Linked DNA regions of Homo sapiens: region 2 is linked to region 1. A link is an interaction called in ENCODE POLR2A ChIA-PET data of the cell type or tissue named here. Cell type or tissue: MCF 10A. All regions are shown on one strand. Links, peaks and the distances in the headings refer to the core of each region. The heading gives the core; the rest is flanking DNA. Region 1 overlaps LOC105372649 (a long non-coding RNA gene). Region 2 overlaps KCNB1 (potassium voltage-gated channel subfamily B member 1).

What was found. Peaks named below come from ENCODE experiments on the same cell type or tissue, not always from the same donor. Only the 100,000 strongest peaks of a DNase experiment are listed, where the experiment ranks them.
Region 2: POLR2A ChIA-PET joins it to region 1 with 11 read pairs; 3 of 35 experiments call an interaction of 5 or more read pairs at or near these places.

Annotation. Positions count from the first base shown.
Region 1 is chr20:49,343,096-49,348,469 of GRCh38, reverse strand. All of the region lies in intron 2 of LOC105372649 (a long non-coding RNA gene), which reads right to left. Among named protein-coding and RNA genes, the nearest start is that of SNORD12, 65 kb to the right of the region's middle. In MCF 10A, for the core only: no CTCF peak of the experiment used is centred there; DNase peaks (open chromatin) are centred at 2,699 and 3,249.
Region 2 is chr20:49,417,764-49,423,137 of GRCh38, reverse strand. The region is part of intron 1 of KCNB1 (potassium voltage-gated channel subfamily B member 1); the gene reads left to right. The region is part of intron 2 of LOC105372649 (a long non-coding RNA gene); the gene reads right to left. Among named protein-coding and RNA genes, the nearest start is that of KCNB1, 62 kb to the left of the region's middle. In MCF 10A, for the core only: no CTCF peak of the experiment used is centred there; a DNase peak (open chromatin) is centred at 2,607.

The DNA of each region.
Region 1 (5,374 bases), core at 265-5,264:
CTCCCAGCCGGGCATGGTGGCTAATACCTGTAATCCCAGCACTTTGGGAGGCTGAGTTAGTCAGATCACTTGAGGTCAAGAGTTCCAGACCAGCCTGGGCAACATGGTGAAACCCCATCTCTACTACAACTACAAAAATTAGCCGGGCATGGTAGCACACGCCTGTAATCCCAGCTACTCAGGAGGCTGAGGCAGGAGAATCACTTGAACCCGGGAGGCAGAGGTTGCAGTGAGTCGAGATCGCACCACTGCACTCCAGCTTGGGCGACAGAGCGAGACTCCATCTCAAAAAAAAAAAAAAAACCAGAAATGAGAACTGCCTCCCCCCAAGACTGAGTGTTTAGGGTCCCCCCATTTCCCAGCCCCCACTCCATTGTCCCCACTGCTTCCCAGCCAAGAGCAAACCTGCGTCCCTGGTGACGCAGGAAGCTGTAGGCTGTCCGGTTGTCATGGCGACAGCCGCTAGCCCCTGTAAACAGTCTCGCCTCCTGGCTGCCTGGGTGAATCGCTCTCACCACCCTCAGACGCTGTGCTCTGGGCCTTGCTGCACACTTGACCCGTTCTTGGTGGCTGGTCGAGCCAAAGATCCAAATGTCTCTGCTGCTTCCCACCTGGGGGGTTGAGGGGACAGGGGGTGTAGAAGCAGAAAACCTAGGTCCTCATCACCCTTTCTGCCCCTTCTGGGCTGTGCGACCTTGAGGAGTCCCTTCTCTTCTCCATGACTCAGGTCTCTTGTCCCTGCTTTACAGGGTGGTCATGAGGAGTTGATGAATTCTTTTCTTCCTTCCTTCATTCATTCAATAAATAATTATCAAACATCTACCATGTGCCAGGCAATGGCCTAAGTGCTAGGGATATCACAGTGACCAAGGCAGACCTGGTCCTCTGGGAGATACACAACAAACCAGTTCTGGGAAGAAAATAATATAGGCGAATGTGTATGACAGGGGAAAGAAAACAGGGCTACTTTTCTTAGGCGATCAGGAAAAGCCTCCCTGAGGAAGTACCATTTGAGCTAGACCAAAAGGAGAAGATGGCCAAGCAAAGCGATGGGAAAAGAAGTATTCTAGGAAGCAAGTGCAGCGTGTGCAAAGGCCCTGAGGCAGGGATGACTCAGCCTATTTACAGGACAGAAGGCCCTTTTCTCAAAATAATGCTAGGAGGGCGGGCCCAAGGTGTGAACTCTGGTGCTGCAGGTGGAGGGAGAGAAAGTGGACATTGACAACGGCTGCTGTGTGGGACAGCAGAAAGAGACGCTTTCATAGCCAGCTGCCACAGGCGCAGCTTCCAGCTCCCGGAGGGGCAGCCCTCAGACTGGGGGTCTGAGCTTCTGCACCAGGATAAAGCAGAACAGTAGCAATAACAGTGCAACATATTCCAGATGCTTTGCCTATATTAACTAGTTTAATCCTTACTACCCTAAGAGAGAGGTTACTGTGATGATTAACAGAAAAGCTGAACACATACCTGGCTGCAAAGCCCATGATCCCAGCTACCATGCTGGAAGCTCTATAAATGAGCAAAGAGACTCAGTCCAAAGCCTCCAGGAGTGGTGGGGACAGTGGCGGATGTGGCCTGTATAGAGGACTCCAGCTCCAGCCCATGTGGCAGTGTGTGGGAATGCAGACTCACAGTGGCAAGATGTTCTAATTTTCTAAAATAAGCCAGACTGTTGTGTGAACTCTCCTGATTTTAAAACGTTGACTCTATTGTTATTTTAAATATCAGACGGTCAAATAAGACATAGCATCATTCTAGACCTCCAGATGAGACCAGCTGCATAATTTGTGGGGTCCAGTACAAAATGAAAATGCAGGGCCCCTTGTTCAAAAATTAAGAATGTCAAGCCAGCGACAGCAGAACGCTAAACCAAGCTCAGCATTCTTGTGAGTGTGGGGCCCTGTGCAAATGGCTGTGCATGTGCATGATGCCAGCTCTGCCTCAAACGTGGGCACTTCCTAAGAACTTGTTGAATTAAATGGAAGGAAGGGGCCGGGCACGGTGGCCCACGCCTGTAATCCCAGCACTTTGGGAAGCCAAGGCTGATGGATCACTTGAGGTCAGGAGTTCCAGACCAGCCTGGCCAACATGGTGAAACCCCGTCTCTACCAAAAAAAATACAAAAAATTAGTCAGGTGTGGTGGTGCATGCCTGTAGTTCCAGCTACTCAGGGAGCTGAAGTGGGAGAATTGCTTGAACCTGGGAGGTGAAGGCCGCAGTGAGCTGAGATTGCACCACTGTGCTCCAGCCTAGGCAACAGAGCAAGACCCTGTCTCTAAATAAATAAATAAATAAAGGGAAGGGAAAAAGGAAGGAAAATGAACATGTGTTGGCACCTACTATGCATCAGACATAGCTTTATAAAATAGCAACACTTTATAAAGCACTCACCACGTGCCAGGCACCGTAGGCATTAATGCATTTAAACCTCACAAGATGGTGCTCTTGTGAATCCCATTTTCCAGATGAGGAAATTGGGACTCAGGGAAGTAAAGCCACTTGGTCACTGCTAATACTGGGGTAGCAAGGGGTGAGGGAGAACAAATGGAAAAAATAAGAGGAAGACCAAGGCAAGAGGAAAAGAAGCCACCCCAAGCCTGTCTCCCAAGCTGGGCTGCACTCAGGTCTCTGCCAAGACCGCGTGGAATTTGGGGAGGCCGCCACACCCCGGAGAAGGGCCCGTGGCATTTCTGAATCACGGTGCCATCCGCCCCGGTTTGGCTTCTCTCCGGCGATCCAATTACTAAATGTAGCCGCATTCTTTAAAAATGTCTTTCCTCTTATGTAATGCAATAGTGACAAACGCCAAACAGATGGTGCTGTGACAAGCTTTTTAAAAGTTGATTAGGAGCTCATCTTTCAAAATTAATGTATGGGCATTTAAACAAGCTCCAGCCGGCCACAAAACTCAATTGAGAATCCATATGGGACAAATCGCTTGATGGACTGGCTACATTGACCACCTTCCCGGCCAGGGTTTGACGTGAAAAGTTTGGGGAATGGTAATAGCACGGGTCACGTTGACTTGTGAGCAATGGGCAAAAGATACCTGGTTTGGGCAGAGGGGAAAAATGCCTTGGGCCTCCCAAAAGCCCAGGAGGCTGGAGCCTCCTCAATCTATTTACCAAGACTTTTTTATTTTTTTTTTCAAAATTGTACATTGTCTTCGAGAGAGCGGACCGTCTCTCCCTGCCTCGGGAGGGAAGCGGGTTAGTCATAAACTATGTCAGATGCTGCCAGCGAGCAGCTTCACCCCCACCCTTTCTTCCTCAGTGTTCAGGGATGAGATCATTTCATTTGGAGCCAATTATAGACGGAGAATGCTGGGGATGTGCAAAGAAACCTCCTCAGAACCCTTCCCTCCCACATCACAGGCTGTACCCTGCCAGGATGGGCAAGAACAAGAGGCCAGGCGCCCAGCCCCAGGTTCGACCCCAGGGTTTCTGAAGGCCATGCATTCCTAAGCCTTAGCTTGGACCTGTCAAGCTAGGATGCCAGGCTGTTGGCTAGACAAACCCTGTTGGCCTCAAAAGTTCAGGGCTGTATGGGCCCTTAAAGATCATCGCTGTTCAGATGAGGAAACTGAGGCTCAGAGAAGGGAAGTGGCTTGCTCAAGGTCCCATGGCAAGTTGGCAGCAAAGCCACAGAGATGAATGGTGGCTTCTCTGCCACCCACGAGGAGGATGTCTGTGGCCTGAAACATTCCCAGCATCCATTCCCATTGCTTCTGATACAAGGGTCCCGAGTTTTCCTTCTTGGTTCACGTGGTTCAAGTAGGACTGACCATGCCTCCACTTCCAAGGATATGCACCTGACCCAGCACCGGCCAATCAAAACAGTGCATTCCCCCACCCTCCCCCCACCCATTGATTCAGGAATATGAACCAGGGGTGTGAGATGAGCCTGGTCAATAAGCAGCAACCCCAGACCTGTAGCTGAGACTGAGACCATTGGAAGTGAGATGCTGTCTTCAGCTTTGTGATGCAGAATGGGGAGGAAGAAAGCCTAGAGCTGCTGGCAGCCATTAGTGCCACCACAGGATGCCTACCTAAGCACAAAGTCAACAGAGAGGAGAGCAAGGCCAAAAGAAAGTGAGGCAGTGGCTTCAACCTTTAAACCCCTGGATCCAGCCATACCTGAAGGCAGTCTTATCCTGGATATTTTCTTTACATGAGTCAATAAATTATCCTTGCTCGAGCTGGTTGAGTTCTTTCACTCATTTCCCAAAGGGCCTTGACTGATAGACTTGGAGGTCCTCAGGTGTAGGACAAGGCTCCAAAACATAACACTGAGTGCTCCTCGTCTCCATCCCCAACACATTGCTGGCCTCTTCCCCAGAAGATTCCCTAAGTCCCTGCACAAGTTCCAGCAACACACTCCAAAGGGAGTACCCAAGGTAAATGTCCCATTTTATGGTACGCAAGAAACGGCTCTGCCTTCTGGGTACCCATAACCAAGCTGCTCCCCACCACAGCCTCTGCCTTCCTATTTCGTCAAGAGCACAAGCTTTGCAGTCCAGTTCAAAGCCCAGCTCCAACGTTTCCTAATCATGAGAACTTGGACAAGTCATGTGACTATCCTGAAGCTCAGTTTCCCATCTGTGAATGGGGAAAAGATCACCTACTTTACACGATCCATGAGAGGATTAAAACAGGCACCACCACTATTTAGAGGCTGAAAAAATGGGTAGCTACCAAGAGCTACAAAAAGTCTATCCTGCAGAGCTGGGGCAATTGTCGAGCACGGTGTGTTTGGGAAGACAGCACCTACACACATCAAATGATTTCCACCTAAAACAGCTTCCTGCAGCCAAAACAAGTGTACGGGTAGAGGCAGGGAATGCTGGCTGTGGGGTACGAGTCGGACAGCCCCTTGCTGGCCTCGTGGCCATCTGCTTCTTTCTCCCCTCCGCTGCCCCTTGGCCCAGGATTCTCGCCCCAGACCAGCACACACAGGTGCTACTGACATTCTCACCCAGTGATTCATTCACACTCCCAGAGAGCAGCAACAGACAGTGATTCCCAGGAGCGTCCAGAGTCCTGATTTAGGAAGGAGGATAGAGTAGCAGTAACATTTGAACAAGTTCCTGCCCAGTCCCAAGGACAGCTGAAAGATAAACCTCCTGCTCCAACCCCACCGCAGGGAAGCCTGAACCTGCCCGCTTAGAACCAGGAAGAGATTGAGCTATGATTCCCCCAAAAGGTTCTTTATTCATTACAGCGGCGCTTCCTGAAGCGGGGGACTCACATTTTAGGTCGTTTTACCCGAACCCAGGATGTAGCATTAAATAACTGACTCCAGTACTGATCCAGGCTACAAGATGGGAGAACCTTGAAAACATTCTGCCAAGTGAAAGCAGCTAGTCACGAAAGAC
Region 2 (5,374 bases), core at 179-5,178, 75 kb before region 1:
TGTACAGGCATACCATAGTTTTTGTCCAGTCACCTTCACTGGATTCCTGAAAGGATATTCCAAGATCATGAGAATAAAAGCTCTTGTGCACCATCAAGTGTAGAGCAGACATTGACTGCTATTGCCCACATCACCCCTTGGAGCTTGTCCTGCCATCCTGGCCCCTTGGGGTGTTCTAGCTAACATAAAATAAGACAGATGGATACTTTGGCAGGCAGAGTTTTAGAGACTTTTAAAATCACATGACAAACCCACTTTGATGAAAAGCAAGCAAAGAACCAGTCCAAACCCTACTCCAACAAAAAGAGGCATTCACAGTTTTTTTTTAAGAGAGGGGATCTCAGGCTGGGCGCGGTGGCTCACACCTGTAATCCCAGTACTTTGGGAGGCCAAGGTGGGCGGATCATTTGAAGTCAAGAGTTTGAGACTAGCCTGACGAACACGGTAAAACCCCATCTCTACTGAAAATACAAAAATTAGCCAGGCATGGTGTCATGCACCTGTAATCCCAGCTACTCGGGAGGCTGAGGCAAGAGAATCACTTGAACCTGGGAGGCAGAGGTTGCAGTGAGCTGAGATCGCACCACTGCACTCCAGCCCGAGCAACATGGTGAGACTCCATCTCAAAAAAAAAAAAAAAAAGAGATGGGGTCTCATTCTCTTACCCAGGCTGGAGTGCAGTGGTGCAACCAGAGCTCACAGCACACTTGATCTCCTGAGCTCAAGCACCCCTCCCACCTCAGCCTCCCGAATAGCTGGGACTACAGGCATGCGCCACTGCACCCAGCTTCACAAAGATTTTGTAGGCTGAACTTCCCCTGTCTCTTCCCAGCTCCATCTCCATGGCAGCCCCACACAATAAATAAAACAGGAAAGGAATAGAAGGAGAGGTTTCTGATGCTTGCCTATAGAGCGGCCTTATTTCCTTTGATAGTCCAAGTAGGACGATAGCCACCAGGTAATTCCACATTCTGTGAAAAATATATAAGATCCTGAATTAAGGGAAAACATTTGTTCTCCACTTTTGCCACCTCCACCCTGGCCATAGAGGATCCCGAGGTGTGTTTGATTAGCAGAGGATTCTATCTCAAATAGGGAAGACTCCTAGACTGTTCTCAGCTATTCTCATTGACAAGGCTAGGGAGTGCCAGAGGGAAGTCAGCAGATGATGTTTCCTGACCTGATTTATTGGTCTTCCTTAAAATAACCCCAGGCCTCTCTGTTATTATTAAAATCCTACATCTGGATTGGGTTCCTGCAGGGCCCAGGAAATTCCTTCCCAGTTGGGAAGATGTTCTATTTCTCTACAGCCACATAACACACCACCCTCCAAAACTTAGTGGCTTAAAACAAAACATTTATTTGCTCGTGAATCTGCAGTGTGGGCCAGGATGGACAGGCCTGGTTCATTTCTGCTCTGCACACAGCCTCCACCGGGGCGGCTCAACTGGGGCTCACTTGCTCGCAGGGCTGGAAAGATGTTGCTGTCTGACAGTTCCCCTCCATGAGGTGGCTTGAGTTTCCTCACAGGAGGCATCTGGTTCCAAGAGTGATCATACCAATGAGCAGGAAGTGAAAGATACCAGTTTCTCAAGGTCTGGGTCCTGAAACTGGCACTGGGTCATTTCTGCCATATTCTACTGAACAAGCAGTTGCAGAGCCCAAACTCAAAGGGAAGAGACAAAAGCCTTGTCTCTTGATGGAGGAATGGCAGAGAATGTGGGGATTATGTTTTGAGACTCACATGGTTGGCAAGTCCATGGCATGTCAGTAGGCCAGAAGGTTTTGGAAGAAAATGCTCTGCAGGACTGTTACACCATAAGTGCTCATCCCAGAACAAGATATTTCTTAGAACTTCACATTGGCCAAAGTTGGTTTCGGCCAAATGTCACGTGGCCTAGCAGGCCAAATGTGAAGTGGTTCCCCAGCTTGTCTGTTCTCTGTCCTCAGGCCAGTGTCCCTACCCCCCACCTCCTTGAAGGGCTGTGCAGGAAATCCAGACCTTCTTGCCCAGCCTTGGCCACGTGTTTTCTCCGAACTGGGGAGACCCACAGGTGAGTCAGCAGGACATCATGCACATGGTGGCCTGGGTCCCGAGAACATCTGCTTTAATGGAGTCCAGAGAATGTTTCCAAACACGTCTTCCCTCTCCTCTCACCAAAGCTTTTAGGAGAAAATGTCCAGAGCTCTCTGGATGTCTTCCAGGAACACATTGACAATGAGTTGTAACCTCACCCTGAACTCATGGTGCTGCATGACTGGCCACCTTTGTTGTTTGGAAGACCTAGAATCCTTGTTTTTCTCAGGCCCTGATCAGCAGGGCTGTGCTTATCTGCATGGTTGTCTTAACAACAAATCACCAGTGCCAGTGTCCTCTGAGGATCTTTTCTTGGCTTCATGGTGAGAAGACCAGAGTTTGAGGGCTGACTTTTCCTCTTAGTGGTGAGAGACATTGGGCAAGGTATTTTACTTCTCTTAGCCTTGGTTTCCTTTTCTGGCAGGAAAGTTTGGAGCTCACAGTTTCCTTCAAGCTCCACATAGTTCTCATGGTGTTTGTTTGACTACCTTGAGGAAACAGAGTGTACCTTGCCTTCAACCACAAAAATACACTGACTAATGAGTATTGTTGCTACAGCCACCTGGACATGTGGCCATAAACTGCCCAACCCATGGTGTAATGCTGGGTTTGCCTTTCATGGAGAGAGAGATTCATGAGACATTTCAGAGGACTCTCTGTTGTCCCGGAGTCCTGAGGAGTCTGCCTGGAGACCTGGAACTCATTTGTTTGTTCTTTAATTTGTGTCTACTGTATGCCAGCCCCTTGCTAGGCATGAAGGACACAACAATACAATCAAGAAAAAGAACAAAGACCTGTGGCTCTTAAAGCTTGCATTCTAGAAGCAAAAGGAGAACACTAAAGAAATAAGAGACAAATATATAATATCACTGCATATATGCAAAATGTCAGGAGTAAGGGGACTGGTATTCATGGGGTGTGGGTGCCATTTGAAATAGAGTGGTCAGGGAGAGCCATTCTGGGGATGTGAGATTTAAGCAGAGACCTGAAAGACACAAAGAAAGGAAACAGGCCTATATATGGGGCTGGAGTGTTCTAGGCAGAGGGCACAGCAAGTGCAAAGGCCCTGAGGCCAGACCATGCCTGTTGTGCTCCAGGAACAGAGGGGAGGCCAGCATGGCTGGAGGGGAGTGAGCAAGGGGAGGAGTAAAGGGGATCAGGCCAGAGAGATACGGAGGGGCCAGGCCCTGCAGAGCCTTGTGGGCTGTTCTAAGGACTTTGGCTGTTGTCCTCAGTATGCTGGGAGATAGGGAGGTGTTTTGAGCAAAGAAAAGTGCCCTGGTCTGGCTTAGGTTCTAACAGGATCCGTATGGATGAATCTGGAGAATGGACTGTGTTTTATTGTACGGGCCAGGATGGAAGCAGAAAGACAGTGAGGAGGCAACTACAATCATTCAGGTAGAAGAGGATGTGGCCTGGCCCAGGGCAGATCTCTGGGGGTGGTGAGAGGTGGGCATGTTCCAGGTGCCTCCTGCAGGCAGATCTGGAAGGTCTTGCTGATGTGGTAGATATTCTGAGACTCCCTGTAGCTGGTGGCTCAGCGAGCCTCCCCCATCACCAGCCTCAGCAGGACAGTCTAGACTAGAGTCATCCGCCTCTGCCCTGCACTCTGCCTGCCTGGTGATGAGGGGCCTCTCCCATCCATGCCGTGGGCACTGAGGCACCGAGCTAGGCCCACCCCTGGCTTCCCCAGGTGGTGAATCAGAGGGAGCTCTGGATTGGAGACTTTTACTCTATGCATGACACTCCTTAGCTCTGTGACCTTAGACAAGTTCCTTCCCCACTCGGAACCTCAGCTTTCTTGTCTGTAAAGTGGGAATAATGAAACCAACACTGCTACCTCCTAGGGTGGCTGGGAGAATCAAGTGAGATACAGGCTGGACACAGGGTTTGAAGCCAGCGCAGGGGGATGGTCATGAATGAGTTAAGCGTGTGTACATTATTAATAGTATCATTTCATCCTTTCTACCATCTCATGGGCTGTTGGGAAACTTTAACGTCGATTCAGATCAGGCCATGGCTACACTAAGTCAACATCTCTCACTTTGATTTAGTGGCTAAAAAGCCTGGGCTCTGGAATTGTTCAGAACTGGGTAGCACTCCTAGCTCGGCGCTGTGAGATGCTGTTTCCAGAGGAGACAGCTTAAAAACCACAGACATTCCCCTCCAGTCCGCAGCAAGACCAGCTTCACAGGGTGGGAATTTTCTCTTGCCCATGTTCAGCAGATCTACATCCCCAGGGGTAGGCCTGGCCCTGCCTCTGTGCCTTGGTCAGCCTGTCCCCATCCCCTGGGAGCACCTAAATTGGGACTGTGGGCTGCTGTTCCTCCTGAGAACTCGGGTTTACTGTCCCTGTTCTCGGGCCTCCCTTGTCTCTTTCACTCCCTAAGGAGAATTGGGACAGGGTCCCTCCAGCGGAGAGAAGCCTGGAAGACTTCTATTTTTTTGAGACTCCTGGAATATTAATTTATAAAGAAAACAACAACAAAATGAAGACATCCCTAAAGTTGCAGTACATTTAAGATGTAACATTGAGCAAATCGTGACAACCTGCATAAAATCACAACATAATATAAATGTGTAACTCACATAACTCACAAGATAACCCCAGGATTTATTCGATTTGTTTATATATTCGTATTTTAAACCCATGGCATTCTCTAGGAGTGGTTCAGTAAGGGATGCAGGGGTAGTGTTGTTTGAGGAATGCAGTCTTTTTTCGTTGTTATCATTCTGTCCCTGTTTGTGTACCTAACCCATTTAGAGATAAGGTCAAAATTCTAAAAATACTGGAATGTCAGTTTTCTGAATAGCTACTATATTTCCCTAGTATGAAAGTCAAAGTGTTCAAAAGGGCACACAGTGAAAAGTTCTCTCCCACCCTGTCCCCCAGCCACCCCGTCCTCCTCCCCAGGGGCAGCCACTGTTACCAATTTCCTGTGATCGCTTCCACAAATAACATATCCATATATAAGTGAATGCATATATGTACATATTCTTTTTTCCTTGTTTTATTGAAATGGGAGTTTGTTATACATTCTGTTCTCGCGGTGCTTTGCTTGCTAACAGCATACCTCGGGGACTGTTCCCTATTTATGCATATTGAGCCATCTCTGTTCTTTTTACAGCTGCATAGTGTTCATATTTACAGCTGCATATAAATGACCCTCTGTTGAGTTAATTTTTCCCTGTTGATGGACATTGAGGTTGTTTCCAAACTTTTTGATCGAATAAACAATGCTGCAGTGAATAATCTTATACCTATATCATGAAAACTCTTGTTTAAGATCCTTAGAA